2 separate regions of the Homo sapiens genome follow, and region 2 is linked to region 1. A link is a loop called in an ENCODE intact Hi-C map of the cell type or tissue named here. Cell type or tissue: CD4-positive, alpha-beta T cell. All regions are shown on one strand. Links, peaks and the distances in the headings refer to the core of each region. The heading gives the core; the rest is flanking DNA.

Region 1 (8,130 bases), core at 3,415-5,914:
CTATTTTCTTGGAGAAGCAGCACCAAAAGTCATATTCCAAGAGGTTAGGGTTGGTTAAATGTTTGCATGGATAAAGTTTGAAGGGTCAAAAAAGGGGCAGAAGGAGTGAGTTGACAAGTGAAAATGCTCAGATTGCCAGCAGGGTGGAAGGGCCAGGCAAGGCTATGGAGTCTAAGTGCAGTGGGTACTAATCTGATTCTGTAATTTTTCTCCAATGCTGTTCAGATGCACTGGAGCAGGAATGGGGAAGATGGATGACTGGGGTCATCTTGAGTGGAATTATTCCAGAAAATAACTGCTCAGAAACCCTTATATGCTTTTTAGAAACACATATATATAGTTGTTTTCCAAATTAGAAACAAAAATCTTTTCTTTTAAATGTTATGCTGTTTTCCCATTCCTTTGATAGTTGTCTTTATCTTCCTTGTCACTTTTCCAGGGTTCTCATTGTCTTTTTCAAAAGACAGAGGCAGTACAGAATAGCAGTTAAGAGACGACTTCTGGCACCAATCTGCCAGGTGCAAATCTCATGTTTAGCACTTACTAGCTGTGTGATCACATAACACCTCTGTGCCTTGGTTTTCTCATCTGTAAAATGGGGAGAGTGATAATACAGTATGCCTTAATAAGATTGCTCTGAGGATTAAATGAGCTAATGCACCTACTATACAGAGTATTACTTGTTGCTGTTATTATTTCCACCCAAATGAAATACCCAAACTGGGAGCAGAATAAAACATGAAGGATTACATTCTGGCCTTTACATAGTACTCAATATTTAATCCATTCCAATATTTCATAGCTTTTCTTTCTCGTTTTCCCATGAAGTCACTATAATTGCATACTCATAGTAAGCACAACGAAAGGTCGAAGTCTTAGATTATTTTGAGAATCATTCTTTCTTCACCTTTTGAGGTATTGATTGTCTAAGTATTTACACTGGGTCAAATGGGTGGCTGACTTATACCTGCGTATCTCTTGCTTCCAAGTTCATCTCTTTTCTTTGATAGCCTCTTCTGAAAGTGCTACACCTTTTCTTTTCCACAAGTAAACTTGTTATGGCTGATTGTTGTTACAAAGCCACAAGGTCCTTGCTGAGGCTGTAAGCCCTCTGCAGATGAGTACTGTGGCTTCTACCTTTTAGTAGCCTTAGCTCCCAGGAAGTTGCCCTTATATAAAGTAGGAAACAAAAATGGTAGATGATGATCACGATGATGATAATGATGACAGTACCATAATTGATCATGATTGATTTCCTTACCTGTAGACTTCTGTGGGGATAGAGAGAAACAAACATGGAGTTCTGAGGCCAAACAGACTGCAGTTCAAATCCTAGTTCTACCACTAAATAGTTGGATAGCCTTGGATTAAAAACAAACAATTTAGAGCATTGTAAATTGTTCAGTAATTTATGAACAATTTTCTCTTTTTCCCCTCCAATTCTTGCCTACCATGACTCTCGGAGCCACTAACAGAATGGCCTCTTTCACAAGCCATGCCTTTCCTAAAACTTCCTGCCACCGAAAAGGTAGGGCTGGAATTCCTTTTCTTCCTTAAAGTCCTTCATGCCATCACCTTGTCACTTCCAATCTCTCAGATTTTCCCTTCACTCACCAGGTAGGTTTATTCTATATCACATTTATTTTTCAATGCCTTCCTTCAATTCTTCTTCTCAGGCAACACACTATTTTGCAACACGCTCACCTCCTTACTCTAAGATCTCTAACCCTCTGCCCTTTATTCACAACTGTACTTCTATTCTATGATGTCTTTTATAATTGAAGACTTTATCATTTCTCTCTAAATCCCAAAAGTGACTCGGTGCCAAAAAATACACAATTTTTTGCCTTTAACAGGCAAATACCGCAGACACCTGTTTTTGTTAGTCCAGCTGCATGAAGTCTGTATATGCTTTATAAAATAAGGGCTAGAGGGGAGGGATTATCTCATCTACTTTGTACTACATTGAGTGTAGCAAAATATATACAATTTACAAACTTCTGATTTGTGATGATACCCTGAGAAGCAGAAAAAATTAAAACATCTTTAGCTCTGACATGACTCATATATTTCCACCTTTGATTACAAAATAATGACATGTACCCACCTGTCAAACAAAGAAATACTTAAAAACATATTTAAATACTTTACAGGAAGAAAATGCTGGCTATTTCACATTGAAATCTTCATACGACAGCTAATGTCTTTTCATATCTACTGTAAATAACTTGTTCAATTAAGGCTATGAAATACTGAAGAAAAGGGGCAGGATGGAGGAAAAGAAAGGGAAAAATAATATTTAAAAAAATTCTGAGTAAATGATTCTGTGTATAGTCGTATTTAACATTAGAAAGTTCACATACGCTTTTGAATTATTGTAAAACCATCTTTTCTGCTAAGATAGAAATTTAAAAAGCATCTTTGATTTGCATATTTCTAAAGATATTTTCAGTTTGCTTGAAGTTCTTCTCCAACTTTATGCCTGTGTTTTAATACCGTTACATATAGTCCCACACCTATTCTCCCTTTAATAAATACATTATCTTCGACAAGTCATAGCTATAAAGCAACCATCAGCTATTTTAAAAAATACAAAATATACCAAATTTCTAAATGTAGGAGGGTATGATCTATTTGGAAAAGTCTACGCTAATTCCAAGAGGCTGCTTCTCAAAATAGTTTTAGAATTTCTCTTTGGAATCGTTTTCAGTTAGCTAAAAGCCACGTAGGAAACCCAACCTTGTTGTTTTATAGAGGTCTCATTTTAAAAAATAATAAAAATTTAAATAAAGTGGCATCACTCACCTTATTCAATCAACTTGACTTCAAATTACATTTTTGGCTATATCCAAAAATCAAATTTACCTCAAAAGACAAAAATTTTCTACAATGAAAATATTTTTTTAAATGTGAAAGCATTCTGAGAGCAGCATTCCAAAATTTATCAGAAATAAAAGTAACAGGTTAGAGTAAGGATAAAACTTCAAAGTTTTCCAAGGAAGATCATTTTGGAGGTATGACGCGGGTGGAAGGAATGTTAATTTTTACATATAATCTTGGAAAACATTTAAAAGACACATTTCTTTATGTTCATACTTCTATTTGTCCTTCAGATGGTTGAATTTTATCTAATAATAACCAGCTTTTCAAAATCCTAAAATGATTTTAAATGGGTTATGAATTAAAAATTTTCCACAAAGGTTATTAGGGGGTGGGGTGAGGAGGTGCACCAATGTGTGTAAGGATAAGACTTTTCCACTTGCAATCTAAGCACCCAAAGCATGTCAGAGGTGCAAGCTCTAGAAGCTAAAGTTTTGTTGGATGGTAGCGATTTAGAGGGGCTTTCAAGCAGCTCTGAAGGTCTCCATTCATTCCTGAAATTCTGTGTAGTTGAACAATACTGGTTGCATTCAATGTTTTGTTTGTTTCACAGTGTGGTCCTATAATATGAGCTTTTCAGTTATAGTGAATGTTATTTTTGTCATTTTTGGCACTTACAGTTCACAATGCTTGGTTATGTGGTTTAAGATTGTTTTAATTTTTGCATTTTACATTCCTTTTGGCACTTTTGAAGAAGGGACATTGTCTTTTATGTTGTTTGGGGAAAGTGGTAAGCCTCCCCCGTCTCTAGCTTTAAATGTTTGGCTTTATGAAATCCACAACTCTCCCCCAGAATCTTCCATCATTAAATAATGCGAGTGGAAATTTGCCTTCATAAGCTGGCCATTCCAACCGTCTTAGAGGCTGGTATCCCCAGCTTCGGATTTAGGCTGTTTGGTCACTGCCGTCACCGGCTCTGGTGGTCCCTCTCGGCAGAAAAGTACAACTGGATTTTTGCGGGCCCACATGGCCACGTCCCCTGCCACTCCGCTGGCCGGGTTGGAAGAGGACATCCTGTTGCAGGCCCCCAGCCGGTTGGCATAGCGGTTTCGAAGGCGACTGCGGCTTCTGGCTTGCAGACCCGGGCCCTGGCTGGGCAGGAAAGCGTCCACATTCCTAGTCCGGTAGCCCTCCTCGCGGTTGCGCCCTAGGAGCATCGAAATGTTGGGATTGCGGATGGCGTAGATGACAGGGTTGATGGCCCCATTGGCCCAGGTCAGCCAGACGGCCACCACGCTGAGGAGCGAGGGGGCCTGCATGGTCTGGGCCTGCCGGGCGGCGGCCAGCAGCACCAGGAAGCAGTAGGGCCCCCAGCAGCAGATGACGAAGACGATCATGATGAGGACGGTGGTGGCCGTGCGCACCTCGCTGAAGAAGCGCAGCACGCGCGCGTAGGTGTTCACCGGCCGCACGCGCACGTCCGACAGGCGCACCGTCTTGCAGATGTGGTAGTGGCAGAAGCACATGAGCAGGAAGGGCAGCAGGTAGCAGGCCACCACCAGCCCCACGCTGAAGGCCGCGCCCAGCTGCGCGGGGTCCGGGGAGGTCCGGTAGAGGCAGCCGTGGAAGCTCTGCGCCGCCGCGAGTTCCCGGGGCGCCCCGAGCAGCTCCCAGGGCAAGGAGAAGCCCAGGGCCGTCAGCCAGGCGCCCGCCAGCAGCTGCAGCGCGCGGCGGCGGCCGATCTTCTCCCGCGGCGGCCGCACGATAGCGCAGTAACGGTCCAACGAGATGAGCGCCACGCTGAGCGTGGACACGATGCCGAAGCACGAGCTGAAGAAGCGGCTGGCGGCGCAGAAGCCGCGCCAGGGCCCCGCGGCGGCGGCAGGCGCCGAACCCCCGGGCGGAGTGAAGAGGTCCAGGAAGGCGGCGGGCAGGCAGAGCAGCGCCGTGAGCAGATCCGATAGGGACAGCGACAGGATGAAGGCGTTGGTGACGGTGCGGAGCTGCCGGTGCTTCACAATCACCCCCATCACCGCGCAGTTGCCAAGGCTAGACAGCAGGAAGATGAGCAGGAGGACGAGCGCCTGGGCCGCCACTGCAGCTCCGTGCGACAGCAGCGGCGCCGCCTCCGGGCCTAGCGGCCGCCTCACCGCCGCCCCCGCCTCCCGCGCTGCCCCGGACCCGCCAAGGCCGCCGCCACCGGGAGCGGCAGCTGTGCCGCCTCCGCTTGCGTCGCTCAGGTTCCCCAGCGCCGCGGTCGCCACGGTGCTGAAGGAGAGCACGGCCGCCGTGGCCGCGGAGGAAGTCCCGCCAGGTGGGCCGGCCGCGGAGGGGGCGCCGGAGTGCTGGCTGCCCAGTAAGGCCATGCTCGCTGGTGGGCGGGGCGGCTGCGGCTCCTCCATGGGGCCCAGTGGCGGCCGCGGATCTCCTCATCCCGCACCGGGGGCGGCGGCCGCTAGGTCGGAGTGGTGGCTCGGGGCCGGGGGCTAGCGGCCGCCGCGGGGAGCTGGGCTCGGCCGGAGGGGTGGCGGTCGCTGGGGACCTGGCGGAGCCTTTGACGTGGGTTCCAGCGTTGCCGAGGGAACCGCGTGTTTACGCAGGAGCGCGGGGCGGGACGGCAGCCCAGTACCCGCTGCAAAGCCGACCCGCGACACCGCCACTCCGGAGGTTACCGGCCCGGGTGTTCGGGTTTCCGAGAGTGCCAGGTCGACCTCCTGAGGGACCAATGTCCGGCCAGATAAAGTGCCGACTGGCATGCAAACAAATGACCAGATTCAACGAAAGTTCACTCTTGCTCTCTTTTGTAGGGTACAAATGTTCTACAGGCAGGCCTTTTGGGGAGTGGTGGGGGGGGCACTCTGCTTCCTGTGGGTGCTTTTGGTATATACAGGTAGGAAAGGAATCTAGAAAGTGAAGTGAAAGAAAAATCCAGAAGTCTACATCCAGACATCTTAAACTTGAGAAGCAGACTAATTTAAACCAGTAATTCTCAAACTTGAGCTAACAGAATTCACATAGAGGGCGTGTTAAAATACAAGTGACGAGGTCTGAACCCCAGCGTTTCGAATATGTCTGGGGAAGTACCCAAGAATTTGTATCTCTAACGGGTTCGCGGGTGGTGATGATGATGCTGGTCCCAGGACCACACTTACAGAAGCACTGATGTCAAGAGTTTCATAAAATGCAGATTCCCAGGCTGACAGAATTACTAAGGATGGGCCCATGACTCTAAACCCCGTAGGTGATTCTGATACAGGTGCTCTGAGGAGCTAGGATAGTTCCTTTAGATGTTACTTCATTTCCAAGGGCCTGGACCTCAGGCCCCTACTGGCTGATAAATGGGGGGAGAGGGATTGGTGCCTTGCCCTGCTAGCAGCCTTCATCTGTTCTCAGGAATGGGGTATGTTTTGAGTCTAAGGTGCTGCCAGCCTGGCAATCACCACAGATGCAGCTCCAGGTACCTGGCTGGGAGATACGGGGAAAAGAAAGGCAGGGCTACCCAGGGAAGTTGCATCTCAAGTTTCTGGGCATGGCCTCTAATGGGGAAAAGTGTGATAAACCCTCAGGTTAACTAACCCTGGGCTCTTCGCTAAAGCAGTGGTTCACAGAGTATGGACATTGGACCAGCAGCATCAACATCCCCTGGAAACCTTGAGAAATACAAATTATCAGGCCTACAGTGCATAGGATACCCCTGATCTACTGAAACTCCTGTGGTGGGGCCCAGGCACCTATGTTTTAACAAGCCCTCCCAGTGATTCTGATGCACAAATTTGAGAAACACTGCTCTAAAGAATGACTAGTATATTTGTAGATCTTAGAATCAATGGTATTAGTATTGGAGTGCTTATTTCATTCAGAAAAAATATCCTACAGGAAATTTACAGTATAAATAGAAGAACGTTTAAGGTGGCAAACCAAAACTGGGTTTGTCAGCCTAAGCGTCATGGACTTTTGGGCCAGATAATTCTTTATTGCAGGGGCCATCTATACATTGTATGATGTTCAGCAGCATCCCTAGTTCCTACCTACGAGATGCCAGTAGCACCTCTCCCAGCTGTGACAACTAAAACTGTCTTCAGATATTGCCAAATATCCTCTTGGGAGCAGTCAATGCCAGCTTAATCTAGACTGATTTTGTCTTAATTTTGTCAATCAAAGCAAAAATATAATTATCATACATTAATTTATTTGGCAAACACAATCTTCTCAGATTGTGCTTAGTTTTAGGAAACAACATATAAGATAGGAAACCCAGCCCAAATAAGCTTAAGCCACCGGCCAACACAGTATATTACAGTGTGCTAAATATTGTCTTAAAAATATGTGAGTGAAATTATTTGTCTTCCTGACAAAGACTTTGTACAAGAGGTGACATTAGACTTTTTAAAAAAAGAAGAAAGGGAAAGAACATTTGATGAATGTGCAAAGTCTGGAGGTTAGTGTTGAAGTGAGCAGTGTCTGAATTCTAGGATATTGGAGATGGGGAGTGAAGAAGGAAATAAATGATCAAAGTTTATTGGGGCTACCTTATGATGGGCCTTGTAGGCCATGCTCTGGAGACTGAACTTCATCAGGGGAGGAGGGGCTAATAGCATAAGGGAGGGCCGTGAGCAAGTGCATGGTTCAGAAGGACCAGAAGGACTGCACTCTTCTGCTTCCTTCCTTCCTCATCTTTCTCAGTGTCCTCTCCTCTGCCAGTTCATCCTCTTCCACCTGCCTTTACATGCTGGAGTTCATCAAAGCCCTGTTCTCAGCTCCTCTGGACTCCCCCCTCGGCCCCATCTCACTCACATCCAGGACTTCAAAGATAATCTATATATTCATTACTCAAATTATGTCTGTGGCCCCAACCTACATGTCCTGCTACTTGGCATCTCTCTCCTTGATGTGCCAGTGGCACATCAAATGGGTGCATGATCTTCTTCCTACTTCCCCGGTAAAACTTGGTCTTCAATACTCTGTATCTCAGAATATGGTAGAACCATCCTTCTAGCTTTTAAGCCAAAAACTTAAGAGTTTTCCTTGATGAATCCCTCCTCCTTACCACCAGTCCACATCCAATTCATCAACCAAGACCTATGGATTTTAGTTGCGGACTATCTTTGCATCCATTCATCTCCTCCATCCTGAATCTTGGCTCTCATCCTCTCTTTGGACTACTGTTGTCACTGTTGTCCTAACCGGTCTTCCCACATCCAGTTCCTACATTGTAGGCAGCTAGGCATAATGCTCTTAAAAAAATTCTTCATGCCACTTACTTATTTAAACTCTTCTAATTAGGCCAGTGTAGTGGCATGTGCCTGTAGT
Region 2 (8,130 bases), core at 2,136-4,635, 820 kb before region 1:
AATCTGCAGGTAAGAATTTTTAGCACTGATAGAAATTTTTAATTGGAAGGCATCAAGGGCCCTTAAAAGGTTATTTGGCTCCAGCACCTTTCACTGGTGGAAAAATGAAGGTTCATCACTTTGCGGCATTTAGTGCCATACTTACATCTAGAACTCAGTTTCATCTAGGTGAGTATCTAGAACTATTCCAGTACCCTTTGGGTGCTACTTGGTTATATATTTTGATAGCAGCAAGACACTTTATCTCTAGAAATCCTGTCCCAATATTGTAGGTCTTGAGCTCTGTTTCTGAGCCTTTGCTGTTAGGTTGTCTGTATTTTCTTTCATTTTGGAACTGTTTTCTTCTTTTAATTATGTAAAGCTAAAACTCAGCCAGGTGCAGTGGCTCACACCTGTAATCCCAGCACTTTGGGAGGCTTAGGCAGCTGGATCACCTGAGGTCAGGAGTTCAAGACCAGCCTGGGTTGGCCCGGTGCAGTGGCTCATGACTATAATCCTAGCACTTTGGGAGGCCAAGGTGGGTGGATCACTTGAGGTCAGGAGTTCAAGACCAGCCTGGCCAACATGGTGAAACCCCATCTCTACTAAAAATACAAAAATTAGCCGGGCATGGTGGCACATGCCTATAGTCCCAGCTACTCGGGAGGCTGAGGGAGAATTGCTTGAACCCAGGAGGTAGAGGTCATAGTGAGCCGAGATTGGACCACTGTACTCCAGCCTGGGCGGCAGAGAGAAAAAAAAAACAAAAAACAAAAGACCAGCCTGGGCAACATGATGAAACCCTGTCTCTACTAAAAACACAAAAATCGGCCGGGTGTGGCAGCATGTGCCTGTAATCCCAGCTACTTGAGAGGCTGAGGCAATAGAATCACTTGAACCCCAGAGGCGGAGGTTGCAGTGAGCCGAGATTGTGCCACTGCACTCCAGCCTGGGCAACAGAGTGAGGCTCCATCTCAATCAATCAATCAGTCTAACACTCACATTAAGTTAAATATGTCCATCAGCCTGGCCAAGAACTGGTTGGCACTTCAGGGAGCAATGGCCCTTTCATGTTCTCCAGAATGTTCTGCATGATGGCAGCTTGTTTTTTCTTTTAAGTGGGTGCCCACATGCCATTATTCCTTATTTTGGGATATCTTTGCAATGACCCCCAGAAGGAATCATGCTATTGTACTAGAAGAGTTTCTGCATTTCCAGTATGTGTCACACACTACTGGATGCTCTGTATGTATTTATCTCCAATGAATCCTCCCAATAGTCGTGCACAGTACAGGTCTTGTTAGCTCCATTTTATGTATTAAAAAAATGAGTCCTAGTAAGGTTACATATGTTATTTAAGGCTCTATAGATGGTGAGTGGCAGAGGCAGAAGTTAAGCTCAGGCCTAACTGCCAGGTCCACGTTTTTCATCATCCCAAGGGAATTCAGAAATTGTTGTTTTCAACCTTCTCATCTAACAGAAGAGGAATTTTGGCTTATAAGCTAATTGTCAGAGGTTCTCCATCTGCTGAATGGCAGGGTTGCTGCTGGAACTCAAGACTCCTTCCTTAGTCCTGTTACATTGTGAATTCTTATAAGAGTAGAGAAAATATGAAGATTAGAATTGCTCTGGGTCCTGGGCACAAGTCATCACACTCCTGGTTTGTCTGTGTTCTCCACTTGGGTATAAGCCTGAATTTTTGAGTCCAGGCAAGGCAAACAACACTGAGCAGCTGAGGGAGCTAATTGGCTGGTGTCTTCATATCTGTGTGTTGTCAGCAGCAATCATTTGAGGAAGCACAGAACTGTGTTATCTAGAGGGTCTGGGCCTCAAGTTCATTGGTAATTGCTCCCCTTCATTCCACAGATCTGGTTTCAGAGGGAAACTTTATAAACCCATTAAAGGCACTTTGGTTTAGGTTTTCCTTCAAGACAGACCCGTGCTCTTCCAAATGCCACTTCCTCACATAATTGAGACAGTTGCACCAGGCCTTGGGGGCTAGGATATCTGTTTTGTTCAACTCTAAAGAGGGAAAAGGGATGAATAGTGAAGTGTTTGTCAGTGTGGCTTTAAGTAAGGCAAAGATAGGGCTTACGTTGCTGGGAGAGGAAGGATGGGGAAGGATGTTAGCTAGAGAGGTTTCCTTTTAGAACAAGCTCTTTATTGGGGGGGGTCATGTGGGTGGGGACATGGCACTTTTGTTTTATTATGTTTTCTTTACATATCATCTCTGGGTCTAGACTATTTTTTCCCTGAGACCGCTAATTATCATTGAAGTTTATGGAGCTTTCTCAACATAGAATCAGGCACATATAGGTTCTCAGTATTTGAATGAATAAATACAATGGAGGACAAATTATTACTGATAAACTCAACTTTAATTTTCTCTGATAACTGAAGGTCATTAAATGGATTTGTTATTTATAATATTCACCAACTTAAGAGATCAAAATCCTTTAAGACAGCAAGCTTGATTTTGCTGTACTTTGGCATCTACATTTTCAAGATATGGGAAATTTATCCATTAATATTACCACATGATCTTTTAAAATATTACCAAGAATTCTTTATCCTATTAAAAAAACATTTTTGACAAGTGGGAAATTTATCCATTAATACTACCACTCAATCTTTTAAAATCTTATCAAGAATTCTTTATCATATTAAAAAAGTTTTTTTAAATTAAAAATTTTGTTGTAGAGAGATGGAGTCTCACTGTTGCCCAGGCTGGTCTCGAACTCCTGGGCCTAAGCGATCCTCTGGCCTCAGCCTTTTGGTGTTAGGATTGCAGGCGTGAGCCATCATACCTGGCCCCTGTTTTATTTTTTTAGCATCACTATTGAAAACATAAGGCGATTATTATTTAAATCTGATCAGTTTTTACTGAAGTTTGATCAGTTTCCATCACCTTTCAATTGACAGTTATATTTGAATGGATGTCATTAAGAATTAGGTTTAAAAAAACACAAAATGAGGAGAAAGCCTACTGAACGTACAGTTTATCCTAAAGAAAGCCAGGAATAGAACAGAGGGGAGAGCAGCCTAGAGAAACAGTGATTCAAAAAATGTTTCCCAGTTGTAAACGCAGTACAGACAGTTTAACAGAAAATAAAGAAGAAAGTAAATATCACTTACTTCTGATCATTCTGAAATACTACTACTAGAATCTTGGTGTGCTTCATCTCAGATGTTTTTTCTTTGCATACATGTGATCCTAATAAGATTATAATCATATTCTAGTATTATATCATGATTTTCACTAAACTTTAAAGTGTTTTCCCTCTATTATGCAGTAGTTTGAAAACACTCTTAATGGCTGAATTTTTTTCCTTCAGAGGATATATCATATGCTGTCAAAAATTTTTGTTAAATATTTCCCCCTCATCCAGTAGCAGTACCTACATGTGAAATGGTAGGGCAGCACTTTTTAATCCTTGGCAATCTCTTTTTACCCATGGATTTTTCATAAAAATTGGCCAAAGAGTCAAGCTGGTGCTGACCAATTCATTTCTTCAGAGTGTACCTTTAACTGTTTTTCAGATCTCATAGGATTGTTGGAATATAAAGAAGGCCACTGTGAAGACCAGGCCTCAGGGGCAGTTTGCCGTTCCCTCTCCACACCACAATTTAATTCCCTTGATGTCATTGCAGATGTGAATCCCAAGTACCAGTGTGATCTGGTGTCTAAAAACGGGAATGATGTATATCGCTATCCCAGTCCACTTCATGCTGTGGCTGTGCAGAGCCCAATGTTTCTCCTTTGTCTGACGGGCAACCCTCTGAGGGAAGAGGACAGGCTTGGAAACCATGCCAGTGACATTTGCGGTGGATCTGAGCTAGATGCCGTCAAAACAGACAGTTCCTTACCGTCCCCAAGCAGTCTGTGGTCTGCTTCCCATCCTTCATCCAGCAAGAAAATGGATGGCTACATTCTGAGCCTGGTCCAGAAAAAAACACACCCTGTAAGGACCAACAAACCAAGAACCAGCGTGAACGCTGACCCCACGAAAGGGCTTCTGAGGAACGGGAGCGTTTGTGTCAGAGCCCCGGGCGGTGTCTCACAGGGCAACAGTGTGAACCTTAAGAATTCGAAACAGGCGTGTCTGCCCTCTGGCGGGATACCTTCTCTGAACAATGGGACATTCTCCCCACCGAAGCAGTGGTCGAAAGAATCAAAGGCCGAACAAGCCGAAAGCAAGAGGGTGCCCCTGCCAGAGGGCTGCCCCTCAGGCGCTGCCTCCGACCTTCAGAGTAAGCACCTGCCAAAAACGGCCAAGCCAGCCTCGCAAGAACATGCTCGGTGTTCCGCCATTGGGACAGGGGAGTCCCCTAAGGAAAGCGCTCAGCTCTCAGGGGCCTCTCCAAAAGAGAGTCCTAGCAGAGGCCCTGCCCCGCCGCAGGAGAACAAAGTTGTACAGCCCCTGAAAAAGATGTCACAGAAAAACAGCCTGCAGGGCGTCCCCCCGGCCACTCCTCCCCTGCTGTCTACAGCTTTCCCCGTGGAAGAGAGGCCTGCCTTGGATTTCAAGAGCGAGGGCTCTTCCCAAAGCCTGGAGGAAGCGCACCTGGTCAAGGCCCAGTTTATCCCGGGGCAGCAGCCCAGTGTCAGGCTCCACCGGGGCCACAGGAACATGGGCGTCGTGAAGAACTCCAGCCTGAAGCACCGCGGCCCAGCCCTCCAGGGGCTGGAGAACGGCTTGCCCACCGTCAGGGAGAAAACGCGGGCCGGGAGCAAGAAGTGTCGCTTCCCAGATGACTTGGATACAAATAAGAAACTCAAGAAAGCCTCCTCCAAGGGGAGGAAGAGTGGGGGCGGGCCCGAGGCTGGTGTTCCCGGCAGGCCCGCGGGCGGGGGCCACAGGGCGGGGAGCAGGGCGCATGGCCACGGACGGGAGGCGGTGGTGGCCAAACCTAAGCACAAGCGAACTGACTACCGGCGGTGGAAGTCCTCGGCCGAGATTTCCTACGAAGAGGCCCTGAGGAGGGCCCGGCGCGGTCGCCGGGAGAATGTGGGGCTGTACCCCGCGCCTGTGCCTCTGCCCTACGCCAGCCCCTACGCCTACGTGGCTAGCGACTCCGAGTACTCGGCCGAGTGCGAGTCCCTGTTCCACTCCACCGTGGTGGACACCAGTGAGGACGAGCAGAGCAATTACACCACCAACTGCTTCGGGGACAGCGAGTCGAGTGTGAGCGAGGGCGAGTTCGTGGGGGAGAGCACAACCACCAGCGACTCTGAAGAAAGCGGGGGCTTAATTTGGTCCCAGTTTGTCCAGACTCTGCCCATTCAAACGGTAACGGCCCCAGACCTTCACAACCACCCCGCAAAAACCTTTGTCAAAATTAAGGCCTCACATAACCTCAAGAAGAAGATCCTCCGCTTTCGGTCTGGCTCTTTGAAACTGATGACGACGGTTTGAGTGACATCATTGGTGTAGAAAGTTTGTGTGTTTTTTTTTCTTCTCCCTAGTTGCCAAAATTAAAAAGGTGGTGTTTTCATTTTTGTATAATACTTTAATGGAATGCTTTTTAAAAAAATATAAAACCAAGGTAAATTATTGTTTCATCTTCACGTATGGATGCTAGTGCCTTTAATGGAAGGTAAAGAATGTTTTGCTAGTTAGAAGTACATATTGAGGTTTTAATGGTGGTGATAGTGAGTTTTGTGGCACCAGCTGTTTTTTATTTTAAACTTTCTGAGCATCCGGCAAGGTACAGGTTTTGATGTTCAAGTTTTATTGGGATAAGATCTTTTGATCCCAAGGTCAGGTGGATGGAATTTTTGGATTTATATTTGTTCCTTGAGTCTTCAGGGCAGTGTCTCCATGAGGGTTTTCCTGTTGAGGGGCACCACATACAATAGTGTGAAGTAGGTATGAGGGGCAGTCATTGTATTCTATAGTTTTTTTATGTAGTCTACATTTCTCAGATGTATCCCCATTCGGTTTTATTCTCAGAACTGTTACTAGACTCATGACTTGGAGGCCAAACCTTAAATCCAGAGATAGCAGCCTCGATAGGGACCTTAAAAGGATTCACAAAAACTTTTGCCACACTTGGTGCCTAGGCCCTGTTCCTAATAACCCCTTCTAGGGCCGTTTATCCAACATTTAGATGCCTTCTTTTCCCTCCCTAATTTGTAGCCAGTCCAACCTTTCATTCCTTGGAGGATTTAGTTTTGGGATAAAATTTTGGTCCTTGGGCACAGAGACATTCACTATTAATGAAGTAACCCTTGGGCATGACTCCAATCCCAGAATTGCTCACTGAGCGCTATGCCACCGAAGCGTTGACCTGAACATATTAGTGCAATCCAGTCCAGATTGGACCTTTGATCCTATGTGGAAGGGCTGTTTTTTAAGAAAAAATTTTTGGTAAACAGTATTGTGTAAAATTGCTTTTTGTATACCAATATATGCATGTTTTGTGCATGAGTAGTACTTGTGTTGATACTCCTGTTGATGTTAAATTACTATATAATATAAACAGTATGTGTTTTTATATATCATTGTGTAAATTTAATATAACATATGCAGTAATAAACCATTTGTTTTACTGCTGTTAAGTTTGTTATTTGGGTATAAAACCAGATGTTTACACCTGTAAATCTTGTGCTGGTTATTGGTGTTATTTGTGAGATTTATGTTAGACCTATTCTAGCATAAGAATATCATTTGCAATATAGATAGGTTTTAGTATTAGAATGGACGATGAGCAAGCAAATGAAGGAAAGCAGACAACTTCTAGTTAAGGTACTTTAAAATTTAAGGTAAATTTTATAGGTGTCATCTAAGGAAAATATTTCTGAAAAGAATCCCTTCTCCCAACTTTTTATTACAAAAAATCTCAAACATGGAAAAGTTGAAAGGATAATATAATAAACAACTATATGCCACCTAGATTCAACAGTTGCCAACATTTTGCCATGCTTGCTGTAACTGTATGTATGTATTAGGTTTAACTATATTACTGATTTTTCAGGTCAAAAACATATAATAGCAATCCTCCCCTCTCCTTACCCCACACTGATAAAATATTTTAAAGTAAATTTCAGGTATCATGATATTCTATCTTTAAAAAGCATGCATTACCCAAGAACAAGGAGATTCCCCTGTATACCCACAATATCATGATCACACTTAAGGAAAATCAGTAGTAATTCATAATATCAAATATTAATATAGAAAATTTCCCAATGTGTTTCAAGAACTTCTTAATAGCAGCTTTGTGCCCTCCTACCTCCCCTACAAAGCAGGATTCAGTCAATGTCATGCATTGCATTTGATTGTAGGTTGTAGGTTTCTTTTTAGTCTAGAACAGTCTCCCCACATTAAACAAAAGATGCTAGGTTTTTATTTATTTATTGAGACAGAGTCTCACTCTGTCGGGGAGGCTGGAATGCAGTGGCTTGATCTTGGCTCACTGCAACCTCCACCTCCCAGGTTCAAGCAATTCTCCTGCCTCAGCCTCCTGAGTAGCTGGGATTACAGTGTGCGTCACCATGCCTGGCTAATTTTTTTGTATTTTTAGTAGAGACAGGGTTTCACCATGTTGGTCAGGCTGGTCTTGAACTCCTGACCTTGTGATCCATCCCCTTCAGCCTCCCAAAGTGCTGGGATTATAGGCATGAGATACCGCGCCCGACCTATTTATTTTTGAGATGGAGTCTGGCTCTCTCCCCCAGGCTGGAGTGCAGTGGCATGATATTGGCTCACTGCAACGACTGCCTCACAGGTTCAAGCGATCCTTCCACCTCAGCCTCACGAGTAGCTGGGAATACAGGCCTGAGCCAGTGTGACCAGCTAGTTTGTATTTTTAGTAGAGATGAGTTTGTCAGGCTGGTCTTGAACCCCTGGCCTCAAGTGATCCACCTGCCTCCGTCTCCCAAAGTGCTGGGATTACAGGCGTGAGCCACCGTGCCTGGCCAGATAATTGGGTTTTTAAAGAGTAAGGACAGTTTTCTTGTAGAAAGGCCAACATGTTGGATTTGGTTGTTTCCTTATGTTGTCTTAGAATCCAGGCCCTTTATTTCCTGTAAACTGGGTGAGACTTGATTGAATTCAGGTTAAACATTCTTGGCAAGAATATTTCACTAATGATGTTGTATACTCTTACTCTTTCACATCAAGAAACAGCAGCAGGCTGTCCCACTAT

What was found. Peaks named below come from ENCODE experiments on the same cell type or tissue, not always from the same donor. Only the 100,000 strongest peaks of a DNase experiment are listed, where the experiment ranks them.
Region 2: a loop joins it to region 1, with 2.4 times the contacts of the local background. A loop is called at or near these places in 3 of 110 quality-filtered maps.

Annotation. Positions count from the first base shown.
Region 1 is chr14:59,460,005-59,468,134 of GRCh38, forward strand. It overlaps GPR135 (G protein-coupled receptor 135), which reads right to left and starts at 5,376. Exons shown (of 1, transcript NM_022571.6): 1 at 755-5,376. The coding sequence starts at 5,222. The coding sequence ends at 3,738. It also overlaps a transcript of L3HYPDH not described here. RefSeq lists a silencer at 4,907-5,446. In CD4-positive, alpha-beta T cell, for the core only: no CTCF peak of the experiment used is centred there; DNase peaks (open chromatin) are centred at 4,977, 5,407 and 5,907; H3K4me3 peaks cover 1,731 bases.
Region 2 is chr14:58,641,739-58,649,868 of GRCh38, forward strand. DACT1 (dishevelled binding antagonist of beta catenin 1) reads left to right here. Exons shown (of 4, transcript NM_001079520.2): 3 at 1-9; 4 at 3,631-6,583. The coding sequence ends at 5,396. Among named protein-coding and RNA genes, the nearest start is that of DACT1, 7.8 kb to the left of the region's middle. In CD4-positive, alpha-beta T cell, for the core only: no CTCF peak of the experiment used is centred there; no DNase peak of the experiment used is centred there.